Regions from separate parts of the Mus musculus genome. Here all the other regions are linked to region 2. A link is a loop called in an ENCODE intact Hi-C map of the cell type or tissue named here. Cell type or tissue: left cerebral cortex. All regions are shown on one strand.

Region 1 (8,000 bases), 150 kb before region 2:
TGAAAACCACATGTCACCCCGATTCAGACATTTGTGCCTCACTTACCTGCCAGCTCAGAGACAACCCACCATGAATGGTGTTCTCAGTATCATGGTCTTGATGTATTTCTCTTCACAGCCTTCTAAAATTGATTCCATTTCCCTCTATATATTAGAGATTTTTTTCTATATCTAAATCATTTGTATTATCTAGAACCAATATATTTCATAATATCAATTTCCCAAATGAATTTGATTAGTCCTCAGCAGGTGTTTTCCATTCAAGAGCTATTTAGTTTAACCAGTTTTCTGAACACTTATTACTAGATTTTCACTATCATTAACAATGCTGTAAGTGATATTTTCATGTCTATGACAGTACAGTGCTTGAAAGCCACATCCCTTGGTTACATTTAGGAACTTTAAATTTTTGATAGGTACCCTAAAGTCTCAGAAATGGAGTACTGAGTGCCATCGACTTTATTTACCCAATAGAAACTGAGTCTTAAAAAGGTGACGATGTATTTCAGAGGACCTAAGGTTGATCATCAGAGTTGCATGGCAAGGATTTGATATCAGCTTCAGCTGACTCCAGACTTCACCACTTCCACCTGGATTCATGATTTCCTAAACCGCTGGGAATGGGAAGTGGAATATACAGCCCTTACATTGTTGGAATAGACGAGTCTGGTTCTAGGATGGGCAATGCAAAGATTCAGGACGAGAAAAACAATTGACCAATGACTCCTTTGCCCAAACCTGGATTCTACAGGTGTTTAAATATAGTGGAATGCACTCAATCACTTATCAAGTAATACCTGAATACCTCTTCACTGCCTGATGTGACAATATGCCAGGGAAATTTATCCCAAGATACAATGACATAGTTTCTACTTCTTGATGAAAATGAAAGATGTTAACCAAATCAGGGTAAGAATAGGGTGAAACTGTAACTAATCAGTATAAACATGTCAGTAATATGTAGGCTTAAAATAAGTTTTTTTTTTATATAGGCAAAGAAGTCAGGCTAGGATTCCTGGGGAAGATGCGTGCTGAGATAAAAATCCATTCAGGGTAGGAGTAGCAAGAGAAAGAAGGTAGCAACACAAATCTAGGGATTTCCAGGCACAGGCCTGAAAGTTCCAGAGACCATACTTGGGGGCTGAAGAGAAGAGTGCAGAAAACATAAGCAGAATCTATGTCCTGTAGGGTCTCATTAGTCTAGGAAGGGAGTGTTATTATTAATAAAATGGAAGTCACCAAAAGACCTTCAGGAAGGTACAAATCACTACAGCAGCAGAGTAAAAAAAAAAAAATAAAAAAAAAAAAAAAAATCATTACTTGGCTTTCCAGCAGCAATGCTCATCAGTTTATGGAATATGCAACAATACACACTGAAAGCAACTTCTCTAAGAAGAAACTCCATGTGCTTAAAAACCATACCTGAAGATTGCTAGGATCTCTCCTCTTCTCCCCTCCTCCTCCCCTCCCTTCCCCTCCCCTCCCCTCCCCTCCCCTCCTCCTCCCCTCCTCCTCCCCTCCCTTCCCCTCCTCTCCCCTCCCCTCCTCCTCCCCTCCCTTCCTCCTCCCCTCCCCTCCTCCTCCCCTCCCTCCTCTCTCTCCTCCTTCTTCTCCTCTCTCTCTCTCTCTCTCTCTCTCTCTCTCTCTCTCTCTCCCCCATCTGTCTATCTAGAAGAAACTAATTAAAAATCTTTTGTTAAACACAAAGTGCCACTGAAAATAATCACACCCATGACTAGGGGACAGCTATACATACAGGGTTAAATTATAGCACTTCCCAAATCAACTCAGCAGGAAATGCAACATCAAATTAAAATTAACTGACTGCCCCTAGAAGCCACTTGTGGAGGCACAGTTTTGGAAGAATCCACTTCGAAAAAGAGATAGTAGAAGACGGTTCAGAGCAGAGACTATGTCCCTAGTCCCATATCCCCAGCCTCTATATGTGTTCTGAGCATCCGAATCTACTGAGGAGTGAAGTTTTCAAAAGGGAGACAAGAATAATACTTTTAGGCTAAAGCATGCTACTCCAGCCCTTCAAACATCTGAAAAAATATCCCAGACATATGCACAAACTTCTGGAATGCTAACATTTAGACCAAAGAATGTGTGATCTCAACACCTGGCATGATGGAGTTGCAAGGGCAAATCACAAGACTGGCTTTCTCTGTGTACCACAGGAGGGCTTAGAGAAACTCTCTCCACCTGCTCTAGGAGATCCGGGGAAATGTTCATAGATTATGGTTGCTCTGAAGTAGAGCTGCCCAGAGATAGCCACGAGAAGACTCAACTGCCACCCACCATCTTCAAGACATATTGCATTTCTTGGTGAGGCAGCTGTGCCATTTTCCTAATCCCTCATGTCCCAGTGGCCACACTGCACATCCCCGGTGATACTATGCTGTACCTCTTGATACATACAGCTTTCTCCATATGGAATTCCTCCACTGCAGTGGTCCATTTTGTCTTTTAGCATCAAATTCTAATGTCTGTTCAGGGAACAACACAACGTTTTGGGGGGGAACTAGCTACAAATCAAGCATTTGAGATTTAACAATGAGTAATTTTTGTCAACCTGGAAGCCAACAGATCTTTTCTAGTAATCGAAGTTAAATGTGGTAAAATGTTTGAGGGAGATGGCTCTGCACCAGAACAACTTGCCAAAAAACTGAGACCCTGAGTTTGAGTTTGATATTTGAGACCTATGTGGTGTAGAAGAGAACCACTCCCTATAAGTTGTCTCTTAACTACCACACCTATTCTATAGTGTATGTGTGTCTATGTGTGTGTGTTCTCTGAATGTTGTGTGTGAGTGTCTTTGTCACTCTGAATACTATCTATATTCTCTCTCTCTCTCTCTCTCTCTCTCTCTCTCTCTCATGTGTGTGTGTGTGTGTGTGAATGGTGTGTGTGTGTGTGTGTGTGTGTGCATGTGTGTGCCTCTGTGTGTGTTACCTAGGCTACAATATATATGGAGAAGAAAGCAGCTTGTAGAGTCAGGTCTCTTTCTATTCTGTAGTTTCTAGAGATTGGACACAGATCAACAGGCTTGCCTACAAGTCTTTTTAACCACTGGATAATCTCACTGGCTCTATATGCAGTCTTGTTAAAACTATAGGAATGATATTTTTATTAAGCCTTCCTATCAGTCATTTGTGTTAAGATAGGTTTCATGATTTAAGATTGAACAAATCCTAGTCATCTGACATCCTCACATTCCATTAATACTCCATTGAGTCTCTGCAAAATTGTTCATATGTAAAGTTCTAATCAAGTTGGCATTCGTTGCATTGTTTGAGTCATTCAAATAACCAAAATCTTCAAAAGAAGATTATCAATCAAATCATATCCCTTCTCCCTCCTCTTCACTGATGAGACACATCACGGATAACTTACTAAATTTCAGATACACATTTTCATATTCGAACAATATATAGCTGAAAGTATTATTAAAAAATAATAAATGTGAAACATTACTGAACGCCTTTAAGCATAATAAATCTGTGTAAATTCAAGTGATGGAACTTTTTCTTTCTAAAAGAAAACATATTTTAGGTAATTTGTTCCATATTATGCCAAAATTTATTTCTGGTTCTTATTTTGGTAGAGAAAGGCCTCATCTCCATATTTGAATGCTTACTTGGTCCTCAGTAACTGGTACTCTTTAGAGAGGTTATGGCACACTTAGGAGGTTCAGCCTTGCTGGAGGAAGTACATCATTGGGGTGGACTTTATGGGTATATAGCATCGATTTACTTCCTGCTTATTCTCTCTACTTCCTGTGTGTGGTTGAGAAACGATCCATCAGCTTTCTGTCCCTTCTCCCATAACTTCTTTACATTATGGGCATTTAATCCTCGGAAACCATAAGCCAAAATTAATTGTTCTTTCTATAAGCTGCTTTTCGTTGTTGTATTTAATTATAGTGACAGAAAAGAAACCAGCATCGAGTAAAAGAATTCTGTTTCTCTGACCCTTTTCTTAAATATGGAAACCTTAATCAACTTCTGTTATAGTAACACTTTTGTGTCCTAAATTTTCATGACAATGAAATTGTTAAAATATCAGTCCAAAGCTGTCTCCATCTAAAATGCAATCCCTAATATGTGGAGAGAATATTTAAACACTGCATTACAATATTAGTAGGAATCTATCACATACAGTAAATGAAAATTATTATATGAATGCAATTGCTACCTCAGAAAGAGAAAAATTCTCCCAGAAAAGATTTAAAGGGGGAAATATGCTAAAATGATCTTATTTTTTCCTTGAGGAAATAAAACATATTAAGCAAGTTAATCAGCAAATATGAGTTCCTAGGAGACTTTTATGATATAACTATATTTAATAAAGTAAGTAATAGCTTAGTGTGTGAAATGGATCACTTATCTTCCCTACATTTGCATAGTTGAAATCCCATAGCATGATGGGTAGGATAGGTGGTAGAGACTTTGGGAGGGATGTGTCAAACCCAAGGTAGCCACTGCATGAATGGGATTACTGCTTTTATAAAACAGACTCCACTTTAGACAAACAGCCCATTCCACCACACAGACACTCCAAGAAGGCACCAACTGTCTGAAAGGAGATGTCAACAGATGGTGTACTTGTCAGCACCTTGATCATCAGGGACCTGGTGAGAAGGACATTTCTGTTTATAAGCTCTTCAGTGTGTGGAATTTTTATAACAGCCAAGGCAGACCAAAATAGGATACACATCCCCTTTCATGTATTTTAAACCAAAGTCCCTTCTTCCTATTTTTGTCACCCATGCTGAATTTGTAGTTGTTTTACATTTACTGGGAGGGTGAAGGTAGGGGGTAGAGAATGGAAAGTAATATCCTAGCTAAAATGGGCGAAGAGTTTTCATGGATTATTTCCAAGGTGGATGAGTTCATTGGCTCAGATTCTGCCCACCTCAGGCCTCTCTATAATTTCAACCATATGTGGGCCTCTTAAGTCCTGCTCTTGGAATAAACACAGTGGTGGGTGAGACAGGGCTTGCGTTTTACTTGAGAGTCTGCACACTTCTGTGACAAGGAAGTCCATTCTTTTGAGCAGCTAAGAAGCAGTTTATGAACATGTCAGAAGCCCTGTAGGTGGGGAAAAAAATGAAAGAAAAGCTGTGCTTATATATCAAATAACTTTTGCAGTCACAACAAAGTATAACATCACAGGGAAATTTTTCTCAATCATAAATGCAGACAACCTTGATATCTAGTCAGTTTTATGTCAACTTGACATTATCTATAGTCATCAACTGAGAAATTGTCCCTGTAAGATCTGACTTTTGACAAGCCTATCAGGCATTTGTTTTGTTTTGGTTTGGTTTGGTTTGGGCTGGGTTCTGGTTTTCCAAGACATGGTTTTTTTCTGTGTGCAATAGCCCTGGCTATCCTGGACCTTGCTTTGTAAAACAGGTTGGCCTTGAACTCATACCAAACCAACTGTATCTGCCTCCCAAGTGCTGGGGTGAAAGGCATGTGTCACTACATTTGGGTGGGAGAACATTTGCTTAATTAGTGATATGGTAGATACAGCCACCCCTGGCTGGTGGCTCTGGATGCTATAAGAAAACAAGTTGAGCAAGCAGTAAGGAAGAGGACAGTAAACCACACTCTTCCAGGGCTTCTGCCTCCAAGTTCCTCCAGGGTTTGAGTCCCTGCCTTGGCTTCCCTAAATGGACTGTGATTCAGGATATGTAAGCCAAATAAACACTTTGCTGCCCAAGTTTCTTTAGCCATAGTGTTTCATTAAAACAGTAGTAATCCTAACGAAGATACCACGAAGCCATTTTCAAGATGATCAGACAAAAGAAATTTACCAAATCCTAATGCTAGTCAGCACACTTTCTCTTATTTCAGTGATGTCCTCAGAAGGAAAAGGATGAAATGAACTACACTCTACCCACAGCCAGGCCTCACTGTCTCTAGTCATTCTTCAACATAGGATTTGAACTATGTGAGCCAATGTATTTTTAATCCATTAATCCTACTTCTAGAGTTTTATTCGGGAAATAACTGTATACGTATTATGAAGCTGTGATATCTTTCTTGAAATATCGTATTTGGAGTAGGAAAATTTTATCATGGAGATAGTCATAGGAAGGAGTTGGAGGGAGGAAATGGACGGGGAGAGATGGTATAACTATATTTTAATTTAAAAATAAAAAAATAAATCCATATGAAAGTAGAAGGAGGAAAATGTATTTATGAAATAGACAAATCAAGATAATCAGCCTTTAAAGAAATGAAGTAAAGACTGGAAAAAAGGTTAAGGCTTCTAAGAAAAGGGGAAATTAAATATTGCAGAACATGGGCATAATTAGAGCATCACAGAGTTCATGCAGGAGTGTGTGGACCCATGAAGCCACTGAGGCAGAGGAGACAATGTTGATCCATGCTCTATTTGGAATTCAAGCTTCAACTTTAGGCCTGCTGTAAAAGAAAAGATATGCTACTTAATCTGAATTAAATTAGGCTTTGCAGTAGACAAAAGAATGGCAGTGGGGACATATTGTCTGCTTCTCCTGCTTTGCCAGAGGAAAGTGTAGAAGAAGAAAGGAAGACGAGAACATTGGGCTTCCCTGTCTGCTGCTGATGACTGGACTTTGTGTAGACACCTCTGGCTGGATCAGATTACTATCTTCCTTTCATTATTAGCTTATCCAAAGGGATTAATCTACTGTTGATTATTTTCCTGTTTGAAAGGCAAGTTCAACTTTCCCATCAATGCAGAGGACATAGTGGAGAAAAATAGCTTTCACTTACCAATCTTCCTTTCTTTGGGGGAATACATTTACTTTAATGACTAACGTTCTCACCATGGCTGAGGCAGCTGCTGCAAACCAAAGAACTTGTACAAACACTGACTTTTACTTTCATCCTCCAACCTAAGAAGTCACTATTAACTAAGGAGCTGGGTGACACAAACTGAATGTCCTTTATATAGAATACTTGAGCACAGAAGTGTTTCTCATTTTGGAGTTTAGGGATTTGGGAAAATTTGTATGTGACCTTCCATACAAAATTTGTATGGAAGGTCCCTATTGGCATCTCTCAGCCAAGAAAGCATTTCAGATGTCAGATTTCTGGGTTAGGGTATAACTCATAATGCTGCTTTATAATTCTCAGAATGCATACAATAGAGACTTATCATCTTCATTAATTTGGACACCTTAGTTATATTGTGGACCTGGCTGGTGTATATAACAATTTAGACATAATTGTAATCTTTGTTATTTGAGGGTTTTACAGCAGTAACTACCACTGTGAGGTAACGAACTGACATAAAATTCTGTCACAGAAAGAGATCCTTATCTTGTCTTCTCACATCATCATTTAATGGAAGACTAAGTGGTCAGTTAACATTCAATATGCCCTGTATTGTTACAAAACTCTGAAAATTTCAAAGCAGATTATATTTGTCAGAGTACATTGGTTCTACTCAGCCCCGCTAACACAAGTACATCCTCTAACTTTGAAAACAAATCTATTTTTATCCATGTATCCCTTCTCACCAGAGACTGTACTAAATATGAAAACTCACTACAGAAATAAAGATACTTAAATTAAGCTTCTTATTTACAAACACAGCACTACAGGTGCTTTCTCCATAAGTGTAAGTCTCAGCATGGGACGAGGGTAACTGATATCAAGACAGATAATCTATAGCTCTGGTTTAATGGTGATTGCTGCCTTGAACACTGATATAATGTTTGATAATTTTGTGCATATTTTAACCTTCCATATCTTCTATGTTAGGTCTAAAGATGAGTCTTCAGTGATCTCCCTGTCTTTGTGCTTTTCTGGGCAAGATCTACAAAACACACACTCCAGCATCACATTAGCCATGCACTGTTTTGTAATAAATGGACGCACTTCAAACAACGTTCATTTATGATGTTGCAGCTTTTCTATTTCAGAAATCTGCCGAGTCATTCTGAGTTCCTTGTTCCAAGTCAAATGAGACAAAGATCAAAGTAACAGCAAGGATGGACA
Region 2 (8,000 bases):
TGAGAGGATAATGCTTGAATTACAAATGTGAACAGACTCCTATTGGAGACCATTACCCATACCTTGAGGAGTTTCAACTGCGAATTGGACCCAAGAAGGAAATGGAGAGCTAGCTAACCATAGGGACAGCAGTGAGCTCAGAGCACTGGGGGTAGGTATCCTCATATGCCTCAAGGTCCCTCTCTGAAGGTGTACCCCAGGCCTCTCACCAGCCAGCGGTAGCCTATAGCCTAGATCTATTCTCTACGACCAAACTGTCAGGGAAGGGGGCTGAGGCTGATGCGCTAGCTCTGCTTTCGTTGAAACCTCCTTGGAAAGTACTTCTCAGCCGGAGCTCAAGCTGTTTGCCTTAAAAGGATAAAATATCTGTAAGGGGAAAAAAAAATAGCTGGCTGCAGAGGCATCTCATACCAGACTGAGAAATGCTACAAGCCCCGCGCTGCTCTTCCAAGAGGGACTTGTCTTTGTTTCACCTTCATCAATTTCAAATTTCATAGAATCAACTGAGACTCAAGGAAACATTCCCTCCTGCTAGCAAGGCCACTTCCCGGAGCAAAAATTGGAAAACCAACTTAGGATGGTGCCTGATCCTCATGAGTATTTGATGGCTGGCCAGGACTTGTGGCTGGCTGGAAAGAGAAAACATGCTTACCAGCTGAACAGAGCTGGTGACACTTTTGTGTGGCCAGGACTGTTGCAGTCCACCCCGGAATCAGACGGAAAGGGACAGTCCAGCTGTGATGGGTAAAGCACAGCTGCAGCTGCCTCATTCCACTCTGAGCAGCATCTGCTCCCAAAGCGTATGAAGTGGAGTAGTCTGCAGCGTGGGGAGCCAGGTGGGCTAGTGAAGAAGTTGTCAGTGAAGGAAGATGAGAGTCAACTCTGGACTAAAATATGTAATTATTCTGTAAGCCCGATCCCCAGCGTGACTGAATCAATCCTGCTGGTGGCATCCTGCAAAACTGTGTTTAAAAAGCTTCCTCAGCAGTTTTCTAACAAGCAACCGTGGTTGAGAAGAAACGGGCTTTGGGGAGCACTGCATGCTTACTTAGAAGGATAAACAATAAGACAATATATGTTTATAATCTCATAAATAAATAAATAAATAAATAAATAAATAAATCCCACCATTGCTTTTGCAAGCCAAGGAAGATTTTTAGCCTGTAGAGGCATTCAACACATTAGAGGGGAAATTTACCCTGGTCCTCCATTTTCTGTCCTATAAACAGAACACGCCCTGTCGTCTTCCCATCACAGTGGCTCCCCAAATTCCATTTCACATAAGAACTACCTCAGGCATCATTTGAAAAAGTCTGATTTTAATTCATTTGAGGGAACACTCAGGCAATGAGATTTTTAAAGTTCCCCGGAAGATTCAAATGTGCAGTCGTGTTTGGGAAAGAAAAAAAAAAAAGTCCTACCTAATTTCTCCCAAGGTTTTGCTGCTTCCTCTTTGATTACAGGCAAACAGATACTTTCCCCAGAAGAGCCTATTTGTTATTCTTAGGTTCTACAGTTCTACAAGCCCTTAATCCTTGCAGGCCTTGGGACAGTGTAAGAACCTAGAGGAGGCTGAGAAAGGCTCCAGCAGATCCAATTCTGGTTCCGGTGTTTTACTAAGCATGTGCCTTACCTTACAGGAGTCTAGGTGTTCTCTTCCTCAGGCTGGGAAAGGGGAGCAATGTAGAATGTTCCCTACACACATGCTGCAGTCCATGATGCTAGGGAGAAGGAGATGGCTCAGTGGATAAAGTGCTTGCTGGAAAAGCTTAAGAACCTGAGCTTGAATCCCAATATGCATTTAGAATCCAGGTTTAGCACTGAGAAAAATAGTTTTGCCCATACAGGAAGCAGGAGGTTCATTCATAGATGCTATTTTAATATAAATAAATGAGAGAGAGAGAGAGAGAGAGAGAGAGAGAGAGAGAGAGAGAGAAGGGAGGAAGGAAGGGAGGGAGGGAGAAAGGAAGGAAGGAAGGAAGGAAGGAAGGAAGGAAGGAAGGAAGGAAGGAGAGAAAAGAAGGAAAAAGGTGGCAGCAATTATTGAAGATATTACAACATCAAGAACTGCCCATGTTGTGAGCACATTCCCACATAATGTGTATGTATGTGCATTTACCTCCCCCACACATACACACACACTCATACACACAGAAGAAAGGACATGACACAGGTTAAGCAGAGGGAAGATATCTGGCACAGAGTAAGTGTCCCATGAAAATTAGCATGGTGGTAATAGTAGTGGTGGTGGTGGGGGTGGTGGTGATGGTGGTGGTAGTGGTGGTAGTGGTGGTGGTGGTGATGGTGGTGGTAGTGGTGGTGGTGGTAGTGGTGGTGGTGATGGTGGTGGTGGTGGTGGTGGTGATGATGGTGGTGGTGGTGGTGGTGGTGGTGATGGTGGTAGTAGTGGTGGTGGTGGTAGTGGTGGTAGTGGTGGTGGTAGGGATGGGCAGCATCATCCGTAACCTGGTATTTCAGAACAGCTACACGCTGACATGCTGCCCTTTCCTCTGCACTGAAGCACGCAGACAGACCACCAATCCCTCCCTGATGTTAGATTCAATGACACCTCTAAGGAAAAATCCAAAGCATCCCATAGGTATTGGTCTGAAGAGAAGCATCTGCATGATTTTCAACCAATACCTAAGTATGGCTTCCCAAGTGCAGGCAAGCTTTCAGATAGGGTCTTTGCCAGTTTTTGGTCACAAGGGACTACCTTTCTTGCAAACTTTGTTCTCATATTGGAGCATAATTATATGTCCACAAAGTATAGTGCTACTTTTAAACCTCCTGGAAAATAGAACATAGCTTCAACAACATTCCTCTTGTCCTACCCTGCATCTTGAAATGTCTTCTCCTGCTCTACTCTCCTGGTTTTTTTTATCCTAATAACTACGATCATAAAATACTATTCCAAAACAAGTGTACGCGTAGGAGTGAAAGCGCACTACTGTTCACCCCACCTTGCATTAAACATCTGCTTTGTGTAGTTGCAGTTTTTGTGCTATTGTTTATATTTATATGTCAGTTTGGGAAAGAGAACATACCCCTGACCTTACCAGCAAAAGTGGACTTACAGGAGTTCAAACAGGCTGTACAGATTTCACTTCTCAAAAGAAATTTTCCTTAAGGAGCCAGCAAGGAAGGCGATCATTACAAAGGATGGTGGGAGGGCCTAGAAGTGGTGTCAGAAGGCTGGGTGTGAGGAAGTAGAGAGGAGCTGTCACAGGAGGGGTGGCAAAGAACACTAGCTCAACAATTCAGATTAGGATTCAAAATGCCACAGATGTGACTGTATAATAAGCTGTTGAGCATGCTGGTAAGTGCTGATTTCAGCATGTGAGTATTTGCCACATTGTCTTGTGTTCTCAGAGCCAGGAAGGTTCAAGTCAGAGGGCCTGAGATGCTAGCAGCAATCCCAGCTCCTTGGGATGGGCAGCAGCACCTATGGTAGAGATAGCAGAAAGAGCAGCAGCCTGGTATTCAAATATGGTTGCTAGGATACCATGGAGACCCTCCATTGCTAGGCAGACAGGAAAAAAAAAATGTTCCCATATGCCTTATAACCTGGAAACTGCAACAATGGAAACACTGCATGTCTTACTCTACCCTTTCCTAGCAGAAACCCAAGCCCAACTCTTGAGTGAAATAACAAGCTTGGAGATGCACCCCAGTCAAGCAAGGAAGCTGGCCATTCATATTCTCAGGCCATCCCTAGAGCTACTTTATTTAAGGCTTGTCAGTATTTTCATTGTAACTCCCAGTTTATGGGCAAGCAACTTGACTGTACATCCAAACCCCCTAATGGGATATTTAGCAGCATGATCCAGTATAACATGATAAAGCCTTTGTACAGACTTCTGTTTCACTGCATAGGCTGTAATGTCAAATTAATGTTCAAACTTAAATTGGAAAGTATTATAATAACCTTAGGTCAGACCTTAACTCCCCCACGGAAGCAGGGGAGATGAATTTCAATAACTAACAAGATTGCATTCCCATCTACATCAGTCTGCCCAGATATGTGAAGAATCTGCAGAGCTGGCCTATGGCGGATAACTCGGCTGTTTTCCATGAGAACACGCAGAAAGGTACTTGGCTTCTTCAAGAGTCTTCATCGCCTGCTTTTTAGCTAGGTTAGATATTCTTACCTAGTTGCTGTAGTTATAGTGGAAGGTTAGAACCGAGAGCTTCACCACTAATAACTAGCACTTGATCACACATGCGCGTGTACACACACACACACACACACACACACACACATACACACACACACACACACATACGATTCTGGATCATTCTAAAAAACAAGTTTCTCTTATTACACTTTATAAGACCATAGAACCTGAGATACTCCGTCCCCTCTATGGCACTCCACTAAAGCTGCTGGTTACCACCATTCTCTGGATGTACCCTGTCTCTGATGATGGCTAGGGTTTGTATCATCCCTCACTCCCTTCCATGCTCCCCTCACAGTATAAAGGGCTTACATCATAGCAGTCTTCCCAAGTCCTACAATGCAATAGCATGTCCTTCAGAGGAGTTCCTGATAGCATACAGTTCAATGGGAGCCACAGAAGCCACCAACTCTTTTTGTGAACTGGGCTGCATTTCGCGTCACTCAGCGTTCTGAAATATTTACTTGTACGTACGACATTGTTGGGTCCCTTGGTAACTCTTTATTAACAAGGGTTCTGTGCCTTACAGTATTTTTCCATGTGGCAGGTATTATCTCATACAACTATTGGGCTGATTTGCAAGGCTCATTTGAAGTGTAATACTGTGAAGAAATCTATGTTTTAATATTAGGCTACTTATAACAACACTGGAATTGTGTGATTCCATGACTTCCTTTAAAATTAAACACATAGCATTTAAGGAGATCCTGTTTCTCTTGGAATACATAATATTAAGGTTTAGACAATCACTCAGGGTCTTCTATGTTTTAATTCCTCCCTAATAGGAAACTATGTGTCTCCTTTACCTCCGATGCTTCCAGACTATTTCACAGTCACAAAAATGAAACAGAACAGAACCTGTCATCTCCCTCTCTGAAGTGAAGCCACCTCAGGGGTAAAAAGCAACAGCTTTACAAAAACACACAAGACATTAACAAGTTTTGATGGGAATTCAAGTCAAGATCGTCCAATCAAAATGACACGGAAGGCGGTGACAGCAAAATGGAAAAGGTTTGGGAACAGCGAGTACCTCTTTAGGAATGAAATGTCATGAAATAGAAGTTCATGTGAACCGTCGGCTGGCCTGATCTCACGGACTAGATGACTAGCTTTGTTTGTATGTTCCATTGTTAAGGGGGCCCTTTTGCCTGATGTGTTTTGGAACAGAGTCTAGTGGTTTTACATTCTTAAATAGTTCATTGGCAGAAGTATAAACAGATTCCAACTCACTACACCAGACCTTCCCCTCACATTCATAAATAACCTAAGATGGGTTAAAAGGCTATAACCATACAGACTACGGAAGACCAACATCCCCACTGAACCTCACAGGTGCAGCACAAGTGTCTTCCCCTGTAGTAGAGTCTGACAGAGGCTCTCTTCCAGGTCTCCCCTTAAAGGGAAAATTCCAACTAAAAATTGTCGAGATGATAAAAGTTATCGGGTTACTTTACATTTTGTACTGCTTTTTATACTCAGACAACCAGTTGTTTGTTAGGAAACAAAAAGGAGTTTTAAAACCTTGTAATTCTCAAAAGGCAGCCACAGTAAGGAAATGGTAGATGGTTCACCTCAATCACCAGATAACCGAAGAGAGCATCAACTGCTCAGTTAACTGCATCTCCTGGAAAGACAACCCAAAACTAAGGGGAGCATGCAGCTAAATCAATTTCAGTCTACTTACATACTTTTGCCTCAACCATAACTTAATCTTCAGGAAAGTGATTACATTTAAGTTCCACTAAAGATTAAAACCATAAACACTTGTTGCCAGCAAGTCAGAATAATAAAATGATTCAAGCAATATACATTGAAATGCAAAACAAACAAAAAAAGTTTTTAGATTGGCACATTGTCTTAGTTCTATGTGAAGCTATCTTGTCCAGCCACTTTAACCACATAGGATAATAACTGTTTTGCATATAATATACTTGATTTCCTCTAAGAAAAGTACACTACCACTCAAGGCAATTTTATTCTGGCTTCCTTTATATACGTGTTAAAAAAAGAACAGATGTTTTTCAAAAAATATTTAAAGTTGGAAGGAATCTTACCATTTTCTCCAATATAATCCTTCAGAATTACAAAACTCACAGGGCAATACCACCTTAGCAACCTAGCCTGTTAAAGGTATCAAATAAACACAGGCGTGCAAAGCCTGGTTCAACAGATACAGTGTCCTACAGAGATGCTACAAGTATGTTCTTCTCTAGTTTTACTTTCCACTGGGAATGTTTATAAAAACATGAGGGTTTTGTGTCACACACCAATAGTCAAAAGTCTTCTAAATGTACCACATTCTGTAGTTCATTCCCCTTGCCTGGATTTCTTTAGGCTTTCTCAAATAGAATGCTTAACTAGAGTTATCAGCTGGGTTGATCATACTGAGTCTAAAAGTCTATTAAAATGGTCTTTTTTTTTTTTAAATAAGAGCAGACTTTGTTCTGGGTTACTCCAAAGTCCTGCAGATACTAAAATGACAATCCTATAGAATAGTTAAAGATACAAAAAGCTGCCTCTGAGTTATATTTTCATTATGCAAAACTTGGCCCAGGAGACATGGCCATGTACCTTGTTAGCTGAAACAGGCGAACATGCCAGGGACTGCAAATTAATTTACCAAAGAAAGCTCCAATGGATTCGGTTCACTCAGGTTTCTAAGACAAATTGAAATCAGCTCATCTATCATGGTAACACGGTCAGGTCGAAATCTCAGAAATATTTCTCCTTATCAACTCTCCCCTACTCCACAGAATCCAAACTCCGTCTTTAGCTAAGCCCGTAAATGACTCATGGGGTAGGGAGGGCCAGCATGTATAGATTTGACTTTTAAGTTCTCAAAAGTGTATGTAATGTGTACTTCTGAGCCCTTCCATCCAAGAAATACAAATGGCAATAACCAAGCATTTACTTTCTCTTCTTATGAATCCCCTGTGTTTATGAAGTAAAGGGTTCCCAGGGACCTTCTGTTATTATGTAACATGTGTCATCCAGCCGTGTTATGTAGTTAAGAGCAGGACAACAGAATCCTCTGCTTTACCAATTATGTCATTACTATTAATTAAAATGCCATTCAGATGGTGTTCTGGTTCTGTTGCTGTCCCATCCCTGCTGTTCACTCTCCATATGGACTCTGGGCTCGAGTGTTGTGTAACAAGTTTCATTCAGGGTCCCCATCCAAGTTATGAATCCTACTGACACTAAAACTACACTGCTCTCTAACACACAAGAACTGCTAGCAGCACAGTGGCTTGAGACCTGAATGTGAGACACAGCTTGGTCCCCACTGGAAATAGCATGTGCTTGACTACACTGTCCCTGAAAACACATTAACCCTCTGGGGGGAAATGAAAGTGTTCATTGGGAACCATGTGAAAATTCTTTTAGGAAAAACAAGTAATATTCTCTCTTGGATATTATGAAAACATTGTTTTTTAAAAAAAAAATCAACAGACTAGGTTTCCATTTATGGATTGTAAATGTCATCCAACTCAGGAAAATTTTAAAAATTCTTCTGTTTTATATGTATATTTTCTTATTCTTTTACACTTTGATGGTGACAGAACCTCAGGTTTGAACGGTACCAGCATGAAGCGCCGGCGGCATGTAGAAAAATCCAGGAGAGCCACAAGAGCTTGGAAAGTCAGGGTAATATCAACGCATTTCATTTCAGTCTGATGAGCCTGCAGTTAGGATTTTCCGGCTGGCCAGGTTGGCTGGGGCTTTGGGGAAGAAGGGGATTCTGGTTCCTCCGTTCAACAGCCACTCACACACACGGTCAGACACACACCTGGGGCGCGTCCAAACTATGTACAGTAGGTG
Region 3 (8,000 bases), 130 kb before region 2:
TGACCTAGGAAAGATCAGTCGATCTTTCTGATAATTTTCCCACAAGAACTGTACCTAAACCCTAGCTCTATCCTGGTTGCCAGTTTCCACAGGAAGATGGCAGCAATGTGGTGTAATTCAAAGAGCTCGGAGTTTGTTCTATGCCTTGGAGTGTGTGCTATGTCTTGGAGTGTGTTCTATGCCTTGGAGTGTGTTCTATGCCTTGGAGTGTGTGCTATGTCTTGGAGTCTGTTTGGTTCTACGACCTTTGGTTTTAATTCTGATTTGAGTAAACCAAAAATATTTTTTTGGCTCTGTCACTGGTAGTGGGTACATTCCTAACAGACCAGTAACAGCTTAAAAATCATGGTATGTCTTAAAACAGAATTGAAAAGTATGCATGTAAACTTCTTTCACTGGAACAAATACAATAAAACACAGAAGACTGAACAATAACAAAATAAGTGATGATATTTCTTGCTTCTTGTCTAAGTTTCAAATATAGCCTAATATAAACTCTCAGTGGACTTTTGTTTCAGGCAAAAGATTTACATTCCCATTGACACATTTACTACCCACACTTGGTGTTTACACACACCACCAAATAAATATGAAGGACACAGAGATGCTCTGAACTCAGAGTCTAACTGGTGAAAAAAAGATGCAGAAAAATGAACAATCATATGAGAAGTCACATGACCTGAGGGGGCCTCGTCTAGGCACAAAGAGGAGGATTGAGAAAGGCCACAGAAAGGTTGACCAGGGACAACTGTCAAAGCTATACTTTGAAGACGTATTCTTTCAAGTTAGATATAAATATATATATATAATGCAGGAAAAGCAATTACATAAGCAGACACATCCATAGGGAAGAGGACAACCATGTTCAGGAATGGCATCTGTTCTCCTTTGTTTAGCTTGTTGCATCAGGCAGCACATTTGCTGACTACTTGAGCTGTCAGTCACAGAAAGTCAGGTATCATCCCATCAACCCCCACAGACCTCCATCGATGCATAACGTCATAAAACCACCAAAGGAGAACCAGGCACATTCTCAACTCAGTGTGGCTCATGGCAATGGGGTTCTTCTTAGGGATCTTGACACAGAGATTGAAAAGCCCCCTAGGTCTATGAAAAAGGAAAGGAAAGGAAAGGAAAGGAAAGGAAAGGAAAGGAAAGGAAAGGAAAGGAAAGGAAAGGAAAGAAAAGAAAAGAAAAGAAAAGAAAAGAAAAGAAAAAAAGAAAAAGAAAAGAAAAAAGAAAAGAAAAAAGAAAAGAAAAGAAAGCTCAGTTACAGCTACATTTCCAGTCTGGACTCACTAGTACTTGTTCTGTCCTCACCAGTTTCTCATCTGTAGAGTGTGACTAATGACAACTGATGTCTATCTGCAGCAGAACAGCTATGTGGTGAGCGAGATAGAGAGATATTCTCACTATAAATATTGTTCTGTTGAGTATGATCTTACCAAAGGAATAAGACAAGTGTACACTAGAATGCAGGGGGCAGAAAGGTTAGTAAGCATTGGAATTCTTTTCCAGTAGATGTACAGGAAGGTGAAGGAACACAGGAATGGACACACAGAGGCAAGCTGCTCAGATACTCAGGATGAGATACTGTTGCAGTGAGTCACAGGAGGACCAAACAGCAGGTCACTTTTTATCTTCCTGTCACTCTCAGGAAATGCCAAAAAGTAAAAATAAAAAGACAGCAACAACAGCTTTTCCATGCACTCGGTCAGCAGCAGCTACCTCAACAGGAAACTCTTCTAATGGTTACAGACTCCAACGGTTCATCAGAAATAGTACAACTGTGTAGGAAAGCAGAGGTGGGGCTGCCAACTTCATCCATCCTAAGAGAAGTACATCACCAAGAAACGCCAAAGCAAGAGAGAAAAAAGTTTTATTTTGTTTGTTTTAGATAGCAAAATAGCTCCTCGTTTCTTGTTTCCTCTCTAAGTCCAACCATAAAAGAATGAAGTACACAGATCGTCACATATAGGACCCAGGGGAAAAGATCACCTGGCTAGCCACAAGCTTTCATGTGGTACTGTGCACCAGCAAGAAAACAGGGTAAGGCAATATTCAAAATAGATCCTTCCTTCAAAGAGTTAAGACTAGCTTTAAAAGAACTCTCCAAAGTTCACTTTGCAAATATTAGGAAACTTGCATCATCTTGATTATCCTTTAAGAAAGTACTGCTTTATAATTGGGGAACCATAGGGCCCATAGAATTTAAAGGATTTTTACAAAAAAAAAAAAAAAGTAAAACTTGCAGTTAACAGAAGTAGCATTGAAGCCCAGGTCTTCTGAGTCAATGTCTTCCTATAATACTAACCACTGGACTTGCTGATAGTGCTTTTCATTTATTTATTTATTTTCCTTAAAGCATTGCCACATCTCCTGCTGTGCCCTTGGTTGCCTAGAAAATTTCATTCAGGCTTCACATTTTCTCTTGGCCGTTAGTCAGAAAACAGTCCGGATAAGGCTCTGTCATAAATCACCGCCGGCCTCACAGCACAGCATTACACTTTCAGGAAATGCCAAAAAGTAAAAATAAAAGAAGCAACAATACTTTTTCCATGCACAAAGCCAGCAGCAGCTACCTCAACAGCAGTGGCAGCTTCTACAGAAAGAAGGGCTGCAGAACCGGATGGGATGGAGATGAAAACCTAAGAAGGAAGGTTCGTTCGCCTCTCTCAGCTCATGAATGTGACTGTTGACAAAAAGCAGGCAATAAGTTTAAATTTACACATAATTATTCCACAATGAATTGAACACGACATTGAAACTGCATCCCATCCCATTAAATTCATTCAGTATTTTTTAAAAAGTTATAAATCTGAGTGTGTGAGTGTGTGTGTGTGTGTGTGTGTGTGTGTGTGTGTGTGTGTGTGTGTGTGTGAGTATGCACACATATGTAGAACTCTGCACACGTACACAGTGGTACATGCATGTGGTGGCCAGAGACTAACTAGCCAGCAACTCCCCACATTTGTATCTTTCTCTGCTTCCCGCACAGCACGAGTGCTCATGCATGCCCCTGTGTCTGTGTTGTGTGCCCTCACAGCACGAATACTTGTGCATGCCCCTGTGTCTGTGTTGTGTGCCCTCACAGCACGAATGCTTGTGCATGCCCCTGTGTCTGTGGTTTGTGCCTGATGGGGATCACAGGCAGGTCTGCATGCTTGCACAGCATGTACTTTGCTGACTGAGTCACACCACCCCTGGCAACAGTGTTTGCATTTTTTTGGAGAGAATGCTGACATTCGCTTTCTTCAGCGCAGTAATTCTACTCTGGGAAAGCATTAAGAGGTCACCACTTAGACAAACCCAGTTGCTGTTCTCTCTCCTTCCCTTCTTGCTCTCTGGATCCAATTACACTCCAAGACTCTTCAACTCTGCTTCTGAGATATCCCTCCTCATCCCATACCCAGCACCATTGTGGAATGCCACTTTTTCTCATCTCTCTGTTAAGCTTGCTGCTCCTTTCCGCTTTTATTTCCCACAACTAATCTCCCTTCTTGGTAGCAAGTCTGTTATCAGCTGAGGTAGTTTCAACAGAATTAAGGTGATGTTTGGAAACAGACACTGGCCTTTAAGTTTAGAGCAAGCACCTTTCCTAGCTTTCAAAGTATACCATAGCATGGTGTGATGATAACTGTCCATTTCCCAGCACATAAAACGGGCTTGTTGTAATTCTCAAACAAACCTTAAATCGTTTTGTTTCAAAGATTTTCTATCCCTTCTATAATACAACTGAAGAATTTCTTCTGGAAAGTCCCAAGCACTATCGTCATATGTCTTTCAAAATTACACTATGCTCTCCTTTAATTTATAAGCTTGACCCACTGATCTTATTAATTTTGCCTTCTTTGAGAAGATTGTATGTCTTCTAAGTAAGTCTAGGCTATCTGCAGGAGAGGTGATTCTGTGCTAATGCTCTGACCACTGTCTGTATATGTAGTAGATACCTTTTCTGGAGAAAGAGCATGAAACACTGATTTTGTGGTCTCAGGAGAAAGTGTATCTATAGGAGAGTAAGGGAAAGAACTTCACAACAGCAGAGAGAGCCAGACATAGAGGCAGCTTCAAGAGAAATATGTCCTGAGTCTACTTCTATGTCAGGAAATAGATTAGTCTCTAGAGTATAGGCTATCCCACAGAGATTTTTCCCCTCCCTCCCTCCCTCCCTCCCTCCCTCCCTCCCTCCCTCCCTCCCTCCCTCCCTCCCTCCCTCCTTCCTTCCTTCCTTCCTTCCTTCCTTCCTTCCTTCCTTCCTTCCTTCCCTCTCTTCCTTCCTCCCAGATAATTTGCCATCAGCCACTTTGCAAAATATATGAAACTCCCCAAGTCTTTCTGGACTCTGCATCTTTATTAGCCAGAGGCAGCACATGAGGAGCAACCATAATCATAATTTATAAACAAATAGTAGCTCCAAGAACTGGGTAACGGGGGGCACCCATCCAAAGGATTCTAGAGAAGGTGTCACCAACACCATCTATGGAATCTCTTATGACACTTCGTTTAACTCTTAGCCAGTACAATAATACACACTCAGTAAATCTGTTCAAAAGAAACGACTGCAGAAATAGCTCCATTATCCTACTTGAAGCATCTCAGTATGTTCTTACATAAAGCAACCTGTTCACTTACTATCTATCAGGTTCAGTTGCTATAACAACGCTTATAAACACCATATATATATGTGTGTGTGTGTGTGTGTGTGTGTATATATGTATATATATATATATATATATATATATATATATATATATATATATATATATATATATATAGTGCATGGTTGTGGGGGGTGAATGTCTGAGATGAGGTTGATGTCTACTAGTAATCATCCAAGTGGTTTGCAGCTACTGATAACTGCCCACAGCTTCTCGCTGTATTGTGGCCTTTATTATATTGTGATACTCAGGAAGAAAGGATCCTTTTCAGACTTTTCCCCTAAAGTAACCAAAATTATCCTGGAAGGTTCTACCCTATGAGACCTAGCTATATCTGAAAAGAACCCCCTTTCAATATCTTCACACTGGGGATTATATGTCAACACAAACACTTAGCAACACTTACTCCTAGCATATAAGAAAGAAAGGGAATGAGTGGTCATGCTGCATTTCTTGGATAAAGTATTTCACTACAAAGTCTGAACAAATGTATTTAATTATAATTTAATTCATACCCATAGAAAAATTTGAATCATTTATCATGGTTAGCGATTTAAGGTGAGAATATTGGGAGCAATTTCTAGTGAATGAAACCATTTTGTTCCTAATGAGAGAATGGCTTCTAGCAGCTCATCAGGCTACTGATTATAGCAATAAATACTTACAAAGGGAACCAAATATTTCTTCACAAAGCCCAAGAGACTCCCTTGGCTGTATTTAATCACTTGTGGTGTTGAGGTCTTCTTTAGATCAATGAGAAACAAATGAACAATGATATCTCAGTGGACAGCACACAGAACCTGTTAGGACCATTGTCCAATTGCCTTGTGTTTAAGTAGATGTTTCGGATAAAAGTCAGTATGGTGGATGACTCCTGAGTAATAATATTGAAACTTAACATCTGGACTAAAAAAGAAAACACACACACACACACACACACACACACACACACACACACACACCACATTCATACCCTCCCACACATGTGTGCCCCATACCACATGAGCACACACATAAACAGAACAAAGCACTGCAAATGGATACTATATTCAGAAGAACAAATGGTCCTATCTTGATGCCTAATATTCGGTGAGCACAGGAGCAGAAAGATGCAACTCCTTGCTAACACAGGCATATTGAAGGTGTTAATTGGGGAGCTTATTAATTCAGTAAAAGAAGACTGGTGGAAAAAAGATTTCAGAAGATGGAAAGAACCCCCATGCTCATGGATTGGCAGGATTAATATAGTAAAAATGGCCATCTTGCTGAAAGCAATCTACAGATTCAATGCAATCTCCATCAAAATTCAAAATCAAATTCTTCATAGAATTAGAAAGAGCAATTTCCAAATTCATCTGGAATAACAAAAAACCCAGGATAGCGAAAACTATTCTCAACAATAAAAGAACTTTTGGGGGAATCACCATCCCTGACCTCAAGCTGTACTACAGAGCAATTGTGATAAAAACTGCATGATATTGTTACAGTGACAGACAGGTAGATCAAATAAATAGAATTAAAGACCGAGAAATGAACTCACACACCTATGATCACTTGAACTTTGACAAAGTAGTGAAAACCATCCAGTGGAAAAAAGACAGCATTTTCAACAAATGGTGCTGTTTCAACTGGTAATTAGCATGTAGAAGAATGCAAATCAATCCATTCTTATCTCCTTGTACAAAGCTCAAATCCAAGTGGATCAAGGACCTCCATATAAAACCAGATACACTGAAACTAATAGAAAAGAAAGTGGAGAAGAGCCTCAAAGATATGGGCACAGGAGAAAATTTTGTGAACAGAACACCAATAACCCATGCTCTAAGATCAAGATTTTACAAATGGGACTTCAAAAAATTGCAAAGCTTCTATAAGACAAAGGACACTGTCAATAGGACAAAATGGCAACCAACAGATTGGGAAAAGATCTTTACCAATCGTAAATCTGATAGAGGGATAATATCCAATATATTTAAAGAACTCAAGAAGTTAGACTCCCAAGAACCAAATAACCCTATTAAAAATGGAGTGCAGAGCTAAAGAAAGAATTCTCAACTGAGGAATACCAAATGGCTGAGAAGCACGTAAAGAAATGTTCAACATCCTTAGTCATCAGGGAAATACAAATCAAAACAACCCTGAGATTCCACCTCACACCAGTCAGAATGGCTAAGATCAAAAACTCAGGTGACAGCAGATGCTGGTGAGAATGTGGAGAAGGAGGAAAACTCCTCCATAACTGGTGGGATGGCAAGCTGGTACAACTACTCTAGAAATCAGTATGATGGTTCCTAAGAAAATTGGAGATAGCACTACCTGAGGACCCAGCTATACCACTCCTGGGCATATACTCAGAAGATGCTCCAACATGTAGTAAGGACACGTGGTCCACTATGTTCATAACAGCCTTATTTATAATAGCCAGAAGCTGGACACAACCCAGATGTCCCTCAACAGAGGAATGGATACAGAAAATGTGGTACATTTATACAATAGAGTACTACTCAGCTATTAAGAACAATGAATTTATGAAATTCTTAGTCAAATGGATAGATCTGGAGGATATCATCCTGAGTGAGGTAACCCAATCACAAAAGAACACACATGATATGCACTCACTGATGAGTGGATATTAGCCCAGAAGCTCAGAATACCCAAGATGCAATTTACAGACCACATGAAGCTGAAGATGAAGGAAGACCACAGTGTGGATACTTTGGTCCTTCTTGGAAGGGGGATAAAAATATCCATAGGAGGAGATACAGAGACAAAGTTTGGAGCAGAAACAGAAGGAAAGGCCATCCAGTGACTGTCCCACCTGGGGATCCATCCCATATACAGTTCCCAAACCCAGACACTATTATGGATGACAACAAGTGCTTGCTGATAGGAGCCTGATACAGCTGTCTCCTGAAAGGTTCTGCCAGTACATGACAAATACAGAAGTGGATGCTCACAGCCATCCATTGGACTGAGCACAGGATCCCAAATGGAGGAGCTAGAGAAAGGACCCAAGGAGCTAAAGGGGTTTGCAGCCCCATAGGAGGAACCATAATATTAACCAACCAGTACCCCCCAGAGCTCCCAAGGACTAAACCACCAACCAAAGAGTACACATGGAGGGACTCAAGGTTCCAACCACATATGTAGCAGATGGCCTTGTTGGTCATCAACGAGAAGAGAGGTCCTTGGTCCTGTGAAGGTTCTATGCCCTAGTATAGGGGAATGGCAAGACAGGGAGTGGGTGTGTTAGTGAGCAGGAGGAGAGGGAGATAGGATGGGGAGGTTTTCAGAGGGAAAATGAAGAAAGGGGTTAACATTTGAAATGTAAATTAAGAAAAT
Region 4 (8,000 bases), 310 kb before region 2:
AAAGAGAATAAAAACAGAAAACAATTCCTGCCACTTGTTGAGTTGGGGCAGCTGAAGTTGATGGTAACCGTGCAATACTCTCCCAATGGTGTTCAAGCTCATATCCCTACTCCTCAGAGCTGCCTGGAGGCAGAGGCATGCTCACCAAGATTGCTGGGATGCCGGAGAACAGGGTACATTGGCGGCAGGAGGCACACCAAAGCATCTGAATGGATGTCCGTCTGGCCCAGCCTCCGTCCTCTGAGAAGCAAAGCCATATCCTGCATAGCCACGGAGTTCACCCAGACTTACAGCATCCTACCCTGTCTTTCTCCCTACAAAACTCGCTCTATAGTCCTTCCTCAAGGCCCAGAGATCTCTTATCCAATCCAGAGGCTTTGGGGGGAATGAAGTAAATATGGTTATTAATCATACATCAGATATAACATGAGTGTTGGGTAACACTAAATAACTGAACACTCAGGTTAGAAGTTTCCTGTGAGGAACCTTTCAAAGTTCACAGACTCCAGGGTGCTTGGCACAGAGTAAGCAAATGTCCAGTTTGTTATGTGAATCCCAGTACCCAGGAGGATGAGATAGGAGGATCCTGAGTTCAAAGCTAGTGAGCTAGTGAGTTTAAGGACAGCCTCGGCTACACGGTAAAACCCTCTTTTTAAAAAAACCTCACAACCAAAAGATTTTAAAACCATCAATTAGTGATGTCATAGCCTCTCCAAAAATGTTTGGTTTGGTGCCTAAATTTACAGATGAGAAAAACAAAGACAGAGTTCACATGACTTTGATGTTAACTATAGAATCAAGCAACTAGAGCCTGCCAGCCCATGACTCCTGTATAAGTATTTTTCCCCCTAAATCAGTGTTTCCATGGGAATTCTAAAATTAGTGAACAATACAGGCTAAATTTTTTAATACTTTGCCATATCTGAGTTGAGGGCTGAAAGAGAAGAAGGGAAAAAGAAGATTGCACACCATGCACCCAAAAGCAAGCAGTAGCACACACTCTTAGGTGAGGGCTGAAAAATAAATGCCTCTAAGGAACAAATAACAGAGCCGGACAAGGGGAGGACTGAGGCGGGGTGGCCTGGCTGGGACACAGAACACACAGACCTAACAGGTGGCAGCCTGGTAGAAATAGCTGCTTCAGGAAGACACAGAAATGAGGGTTTCACGTGTGATCTGCCAATGTTTGTAACTGTAAGAAGTGCAATACACTGAGTAAACCAAATTAGCTTGCTGTCATCCACCTTTTAAAGAGGTGCCATGGTTCTCAGCCCCACATGTGCTCATTTCACCAGTCTGAGGATTCTGCCCCGGAAGTAGGATTCTCCAGAGGTCCCAGTTGGATCTATTTACCTAAGAAGTTAAGTCTTCTAACTCTAAGAACCGTCCCTGTTGATGTAGATGCTAGCTGAGAGTTCATTAAGAATGAGGAATCTAGGGGCTGGAGAGATGGCTCAGCTGTTAAGAGCACTCACTGACTGCTCTTTGGAAGTCCTGAGTTCAAATCCTAACAACTACATGGTGGCTCACAACCATCCATAGTAAGATCTGATGCCCTCTTTTGGGATATCTGAAGACAGCAACAGTGTACTTACATATAATAAGTAAATAAATCTTAAAAAGAAAGAAAAAAAAGAAGGAAAGGAAGGAAGGAAGAAAGAGAGAAAGAAAGAGAGAAAGAAAGAGAGAAAGAGAGAAAGAGAGTGAGAAAGAAAGAAAGAAAGAAAGAAAGAAAGAAAGAAAGAAAGAAAGAAAGAGGAATCTGGATTCCCATAAAATCTGGTGCTTTTCAGATTACAGCGAATCCCAAGGTGTAGAAGAAACTTTAGCTTACCTGTCTGTCAGCTGCGCTTTTGTTTTCTAGCCATGATTTGGTGTTCATATTTTATATCTGCTATGAAGAGACAATGGAGCCAGTGCAGAAGTTAGGATCTGCAAACATTTGCCCTTTCATAAATCAGAGCCTCAATTATGCTGTTACACTAAACAAATATTGCCCCAGGGACTCCAGGAGATGCGGTGAAAAAAAAAAAAAAAAACCCCACAAGCCTCGTGGATTTTCCCTGATTCACCTGAAACATAACCTTTGGCTTCTTTCATTCCAGATTACTACTGATTTTTATCATACATCTTTTAGCCTGTCAGTTATCTTCAGCATAAACGTCACTAACTGTCCCTTGTATGACATAATCTCTAAATTAAAAACACCAATCCCTGCTTGGCACAGGCAGCTTAACAATCTTCTGTCATCTGAAAATCCTGACTTCATTAAAACTCCTTGCAGTGCACTGGCTTCCCTAAAGGGAAGCCTCCTCCCCATTTATTTGTTCCTCCTGAGGAAAAAAAATTGATTATCCCTGATTCTACCAAGGCAGCCAGTCAATAAATGTTCAAATACAATAATCGTAATGACCAGAGAGCTTCATGTTCTTCCTTATCCATGAAGGTTGCCATGGTTACTGTTAAATCTTGTTTTGTTTCGCCAGTCTTTCCATTTTTTTTTCCACATAAGACTCCTGGGGGTTTACTGTTCATCCTCTCCATCTCTCAGCAGTTCATGGAAGATCTGAGACAACATACCTGTGATCTACATCTGTGACTGCCTGACTCCGAAGACATCATTTCTCACCAAGTTTTGATGTCAAATTAGAGAAACCTGCTTGAGTGATAGAATGTAACAAATGGGTTCAATAAAAATCACAACGCACTACTTTTCCAATTGACTGAAACTGTAAAGCATGCGGTAAAAAATAGAGCCCTTAAAACAGAGCTGTGCTTTGCTTTTAGTTTAAAAATGTTTTGTTTTACCAGAAACTCTAAAATGTGTCACTTCCATCCCCAAACAATCTAAAGCAACCCCTGCTCTACCTCTCTGTGGTTCTAAACAATAATATTTCTTAGAAGATAATTTATGAACATTTTCTCTTGGATGATGACCCTGGTGTGAAAGGATAGGGGTATCATGGCTGCCTGCTAGGTGATCCAGTAGGATTCCCTAATAGTGCATTGGTAAATGTGTTTGCCAGATTAGTTTTCTATCAGACTGCAGCTTGACTCACACCTGAAAGTTGCATATCCATATGTTAACTTTATCCAGCATCTGCAAGCTACGAGTGCTTGGGTACCTTCTCACCCATTCCTTATATAAACTCAAGCTAGATAGTTGGTTAACTATATCTCATCTTTGTCAATTCTGTTCTTATGTTACATTTTTCAGATAATGGAATTTCCAATAACTAGCAATGATATATGCCGTTACATCCAAATAGAGAGACAACCAACGTCTATGTAACTGGCTAGTCCCATGAACGATACTACACGTATATATTAGTAATGAGTATTGTTTTGTTTATGTTTCGTTTGTTTTTCTAAGTTAGCTTATATGAAGGTGCTGATATTTGGCCCCTTTAATCTACAAAAATGATAGTGTCGGATGACAGAGCCTAAGAGTTGATGAAGACTTGGGAAGCAGAGTCTCTGAGTTAACTGTAGTTTATTGATAATGCCCTGGACTCTGCAATTCTGTTCATAGTTCCAGGGTTTGAAGCATTAACTCAAAAGTAGGAAATGATACCATCTTTCTACTGTGGTGCACTGTCTTAGAGTCAGGTGGCTACATTGTGAACGAGCTATAATTTCTCCTGCTTATGTGTCTAGACCACACTGGCTGGAAGGCCACAGTAAGGAAGCCTAAAAGAGTTAAGTACATGATCATCTTCCTACAGAACCTAAAAAGCACAAGTTAAGAAGGCAGAAAAGGGAGCCCAAATGGCTCGTGCACAGTGGTGGGAATGTAAGGTAGCTTTCACATGGTGCTCTGTTTGATTTCTACTTGGATAGTTACATTTGCTCTGACTTGCAATGGTAGAACTGTTTTTCTAGAACTGTAATGAGGACTCCAAGTACAAACAGGATTGATTACATATAAATCAAATGCCAGGCTGAACGGCCACATACAGGAAATGGCATGGCTGAGATGGGGTAACAGTAATATGCAAGCTGTGTCTAAACCACTACTCATATTTCATAGTGACTTTGATTATTCAGCTTCTTGTCACTGTGACAAAATCCTGGGGGTGGGGGTGGGGAAATGATCCCAAAGGAGGTGAGATTTGCCTGGCCTCACTGTTTCAGGCGTTGATCCACAATTACTTTATTGTTTCTGGGTCCGTTGTGAGGCAGAATGTTGTGTTAGAGTCTCATGATAAGGCAAGACTGCTCATATGATAGCATCCAGGAAGCAAAAAGAGAAGGGACAAGATTAGGCTCCCACTTCATCCTTCCAGGGCACAACCACACCAAGTGACACAACATCCTTCTGCTGGAATCCTGTCCTGATGTTTTTACCACCTTCCAATAATACCAAGACGTGACAGGCATATCTTTAAGACATGAGGTTCCAAGGAACATGTCTGATCCAGGCTATACTAATGATGTATAGAAGATCCGGTCTTATTGTGTTTTATAACTCTTCTCCCAAGTAAAGGAAAATCAGTTTCTCTGATCTAGTTTACCATTTTATGGCCCTAATTATGGAAGTGGTCAATGTTACTCTTAAACAGCCAGTAACTAATTTTTTCTTGTCATTCTTCCACAACAGAGTATGACATACCACCTCTATACAGCTGAGTGGTACCCTTACCGTGTTAATGCACATCCCTACCTTTAACATGGAAGAGCTGACTGGTTGAAAGATCCAGGGTTCAGTGTAGCTAAAGGCAATTTGGGAATGCTGAGTCGGGTGAGATGCTGTATGATCAATTTTGTGTTCTTGGAAGAAGTCAGGGAGAATGAACGGAGCTTTTGAAGAACTTGGCGGAGGATGTGTTTGAGACTTTACTCTGATTCACATTGCAGCAAATCTAGAGGGTAGGATGCATGGTGTGAAAAGTGGGACTCTTACAAATCCAGACTGGTAAACATTATTTGTCATCCCATGCAAATGTGTTTCTTTGGGTCAAAATGAGCTTTTGGTTGCTGCTACCATTTGTTTGACTTTGTGACTGTTGTTCATGACTTGTGACATATTTGAGCTCCCCACATAAATAAAGACACAGGAGGAGGTATCACTGGAGAGCAATTGGAAATATATTTTGTCTTTTTAATGGCGTCTCAATATAAATATAGTAAAGTTACACATTTTTGTGTATTATTCATAGAGTAAATGTTCATGATAAAATTAGGAATGAGAATAAGTTTCCCTAAGCTAAAGGCTGCCAGGTCAGTATCTGGGTGTGCTTTCTTCAAAACCTCTTTGGTTCATTTGGCCGTTGGAAGAGTCTCTTACACGCAGGGGGGACTTGAGGCTGGTTGTGTGAGAAAGGAGTGAAGCCATGAGGCTTGTTGTGAATCATAACTGGCATCTATACTGACAACAAGCAAACTTCCTGGGCCTTGGTTTTCTTATTTGAAAAACAGATAAGAATCCTCACTTTCCAGAGATTTGTGCAGCCTTGGCTGAAAACTGTAAACCTCCAGAGACTCAGCTTGATCTCTGGAGCAAGATAGTTTCCCCAAAGGCATCCACAGCTCTCACCCAGGCTGCATGTTCTCCTTCCTCTTTTCTTCTTCAAAAAACTGTCGGACCAGTGTACGTGTGAAGAGAAGAGGTGGACATGAGAATAATGGGTCATAGGGACAAGTGGCGGTCCTGCAAGGAGGTGTGTTTTTTAGTGGGCCAATATAACCACTTCTGGATTTGAAATCTTAACCAGGAGGCCTGTGATTGTCCATATTGTGTAATAAATGCTGACATTATTTTTTCAGTCATGCCTTTTTGTAGTCTTGGACAAAGATATTATCCCAAAGAGGTTTATGACAGATCATAAGATTAAAAAAAAATGCTGGATCCATCAATTAGGTGACTATAAAAGTTAGCTTTATATTCCCCAAAATGCCCAACGTTTTTGTTAATATCAAAATCTACACACTTCTTATGTAAAACAAAATAATCTATGCTTGGTATTTATAATCTCCTTCCAGGATTTTCAAAAGCAACATTTCAGTTCTTTTTTTTTTCTACTATATAACTGTTTTCTAACATTTATTCAGATTTTATGTAAAAATTTCTTGTATTGTTTTTTCATAAAATTTTTTATCATAGTCTTTTTCCTCCTGCAACTCCTTTCAGATCCTCCCTAACTTTCTACCCAACCAACTTCATATTCTTTTTTTCTCTCAAAAGAAAAAAAACTCATAAAAAACTATAAAATGAATAAAAAACAATAAGACAAAAATACCCCCAAACAATATACACACAAAAGGCATGGAGTCACTAGAACAAATATTAAATATAAAGCCAGTCTAATTAATTGGAGAATATGAACATGTAATTAAAATTCTGAATTACAATGCGAACAGTTCTGTTTCCTGAGGGAAAGGTGTTACTTTGTAGGTTCACATGTGATGGTTCCTTAACTGCCTAAGCTCATAGAATTTTTAAAAATCAACATGGTAGTTCTAAATTCCTGCTATATAATCTATCATGATGTTGTGATAATGAGTCCAGATAGCCTGATATCAGGATATGAGTTAATTCTTGTAAAAACTTTAATACAAGCTCACAAGACTTTTCAGTTGTGAATGAGGTAGGGATGACAGATAGGTTTGCTGAGTATCTAGGGACATGTGGCATTTGCTGCCTGCCAGCTTGGAGCCACAGGGCTCCTTCCTTATTATGGTTGGCCCTTAGATCTGGATGTCAGACTGCTCAGGATTCACAGGTTGTCCTTGCCCCAGTGAATGACCCATAGCTACGTACATGTGGGCAGAAATAATTGAATTCAGTGGGCCAAAATAATAATAACAATAATAGTAATAATAGTAATAATTTTAAGAAGATGTGAAGTTGGGGGGGGGGGAGAGTTTACAGCTAATAGTCCTGGGGAAACCTGGAGGTGAAGTAGATTCAATACATGTATGAAGTTTTCAACAAACAAAAATACTATTTTATAGAAGTCACATGGAAATACTATTTAGTCTTAGGAAATAATAACAAAAAACAACAATAATAAATAATGTAGTTGTCAAATTCTTTAAAAAAGTAAACAATGATGGGTTTATTTCGAAATTTGAAACAATACCATTTGGAAGGAACTTGTTAATTTCTTTGCAATTTCTCATTGGCAATCAATCAACTGCTCCTTTGGTGTTTGGCACATGCTGGCCACTCCTCACCACCGTCTTAAACCATGCACCTTTGTTGGCTCGGTCCAGTTCAAGATTTTAAACACTACTGAGTAAGCAAATGGCGGTTCCAGAAGCCTCGCCCTCTTTCCTCTCACTTCTATCTTTTCCTTCCTCTCCCTCCCTCCCCCTTACCTCCATTCAACAAAGCATCCTGTTAACTGTACAGGATCGTCCATGTACATATTTGAATCAGTAGATTGACTCTGGGCTTACATGTATTCTCTCTCTCTCTCTCTCTCTCCCTCCCTCTCTCTCTCTTTCTTTGGTTTTATGGAGACAGGGTTTCTCTGTGTAGCCCTGGCTGTCCTGGAACTCACTCTGTAGATCAGGCTGGCCTCAAACTCAGAAATCTGCCTGCCTCTACCTCCCAAGTGCTGGGATTAAAGGCATGCACCACCATTGCCCAGCTCATCTTCTCCCTCTTTCTCGACTATTTTTCAATAAAGAAACAACACAAGTTACTTTCCAGCCATGTACTGCATTTCTCCACTCACTCAACATCTGCCCTCACTCCAAGAATCATTTTGGATTGCTTAAAAGATTCATGGATAGTTTTGAGTCTTGTGATTGCCCCTTCCCTTCCTTTTTTCCCTTGAGGCTTTATTGACTTTTTAAAAACGAATCTTCTCTTTCCCTTCCCTCTCCACTGCTTCTCTCTCCATCAGCCTCGGAGAGTCAGCGTTTCAGAGTAAGCATAGCATGACGGGGCCACGTGTAAGAGTGTTCCACATTCTGATAAAAGCCATACTCCCATCTCAGTTATGCGAGCTTTTACAACCATAATATTAGACAATGATATTCCTTCCAATTAA

What was found. Hi-C counts contacts between places; a loop is a spot of excess contacts. Peaks named below come from ENCODE experiments on the same cell type or tissue, not always from the same donor. Only the 100,000 strongest peaks of a DNase experiment are listed, where the experiment ranks them.
Region 1: it touches region 2 in a loop (3-fold over the local background); 2 of 42 quality-filtered maps call a loop at or near these places.
Region 3: a loop joins it to region 2, with 2.2 times the contacts of the local background. A loop is called at or near these places in 2 of 42 quality-filtered maps.
Region 4: a loop joins it to region 2, with 3 times the contacts of the local background. A loop is called at or near these places in 10 of 42 quality-filtered maps.

What each region holds. Positions count from the first base shown.
Region 1 is chr19:31,509,733-31,517,732 of GRCm38, forward strand. The region is part of intron 2 of Prkg1 (protein kinase, cGMP-dependent, type I); the gene reads right to left. Among named protein-coding and RNA genes, the nearest start is that of Prkg1, 150 kb to the right of the region's middle. In left cerebral cortex, no CTCF peak of the experiment used is centred here; DNase peaks (open chromatin) are centred at 4,687 and 4,897.
Region 2 is chr19:31,655,714-31,663,713 of GRCm38, forward strand. The region is part of intron 1 of Prkg1 (protein kinase, cGMP-dependent, type I); the gene reads right to left. Among named protein-coding and RNA genes, the nearest start is that of Prkg1, 4.7 kb to the right of the region's middle. In left cerebral cortex, no CTCF peak of the experiment used is centred here; DNase peaks (open chromatin) are centred at 361, 637, 840, 876 and 5 more places; H3K4me3 peaks cover 2,178 bases; H3K27ac peaks cover 1,116 bases.
Region 3 is chr19:31,528,365-31,536,364 of GRCm38, forward strand. The region is part of intron 2 of Prkg1 (protein kinase, cGMP-dependent, type I); the gene reads right to left. Among named protein-coding and RNA genes, the nearest start is that of Prkg1, 130 kb to the right of the region's middle. In left cerebral cortex, no CTCF peak of the experiment used is centred here; a DNase peak (open chromatin) is centred at 3,231.
Region 4 is chr19:31,342,548-31,350,547 of GRCm38, forward strand. All of the region lies in intron 2 of Prkg1 (protein kinase, cGMP-dependent, type I), which reads right to left. Among named protein-coding and RNA genes, the nearest start is that of 8430431K14Rik, 130 kb to the left of the region's middle. In left cerebral cortex, no CTCF peak of the experiment used is centred here; a DNase peak (open chromatin) is centred at 4,832.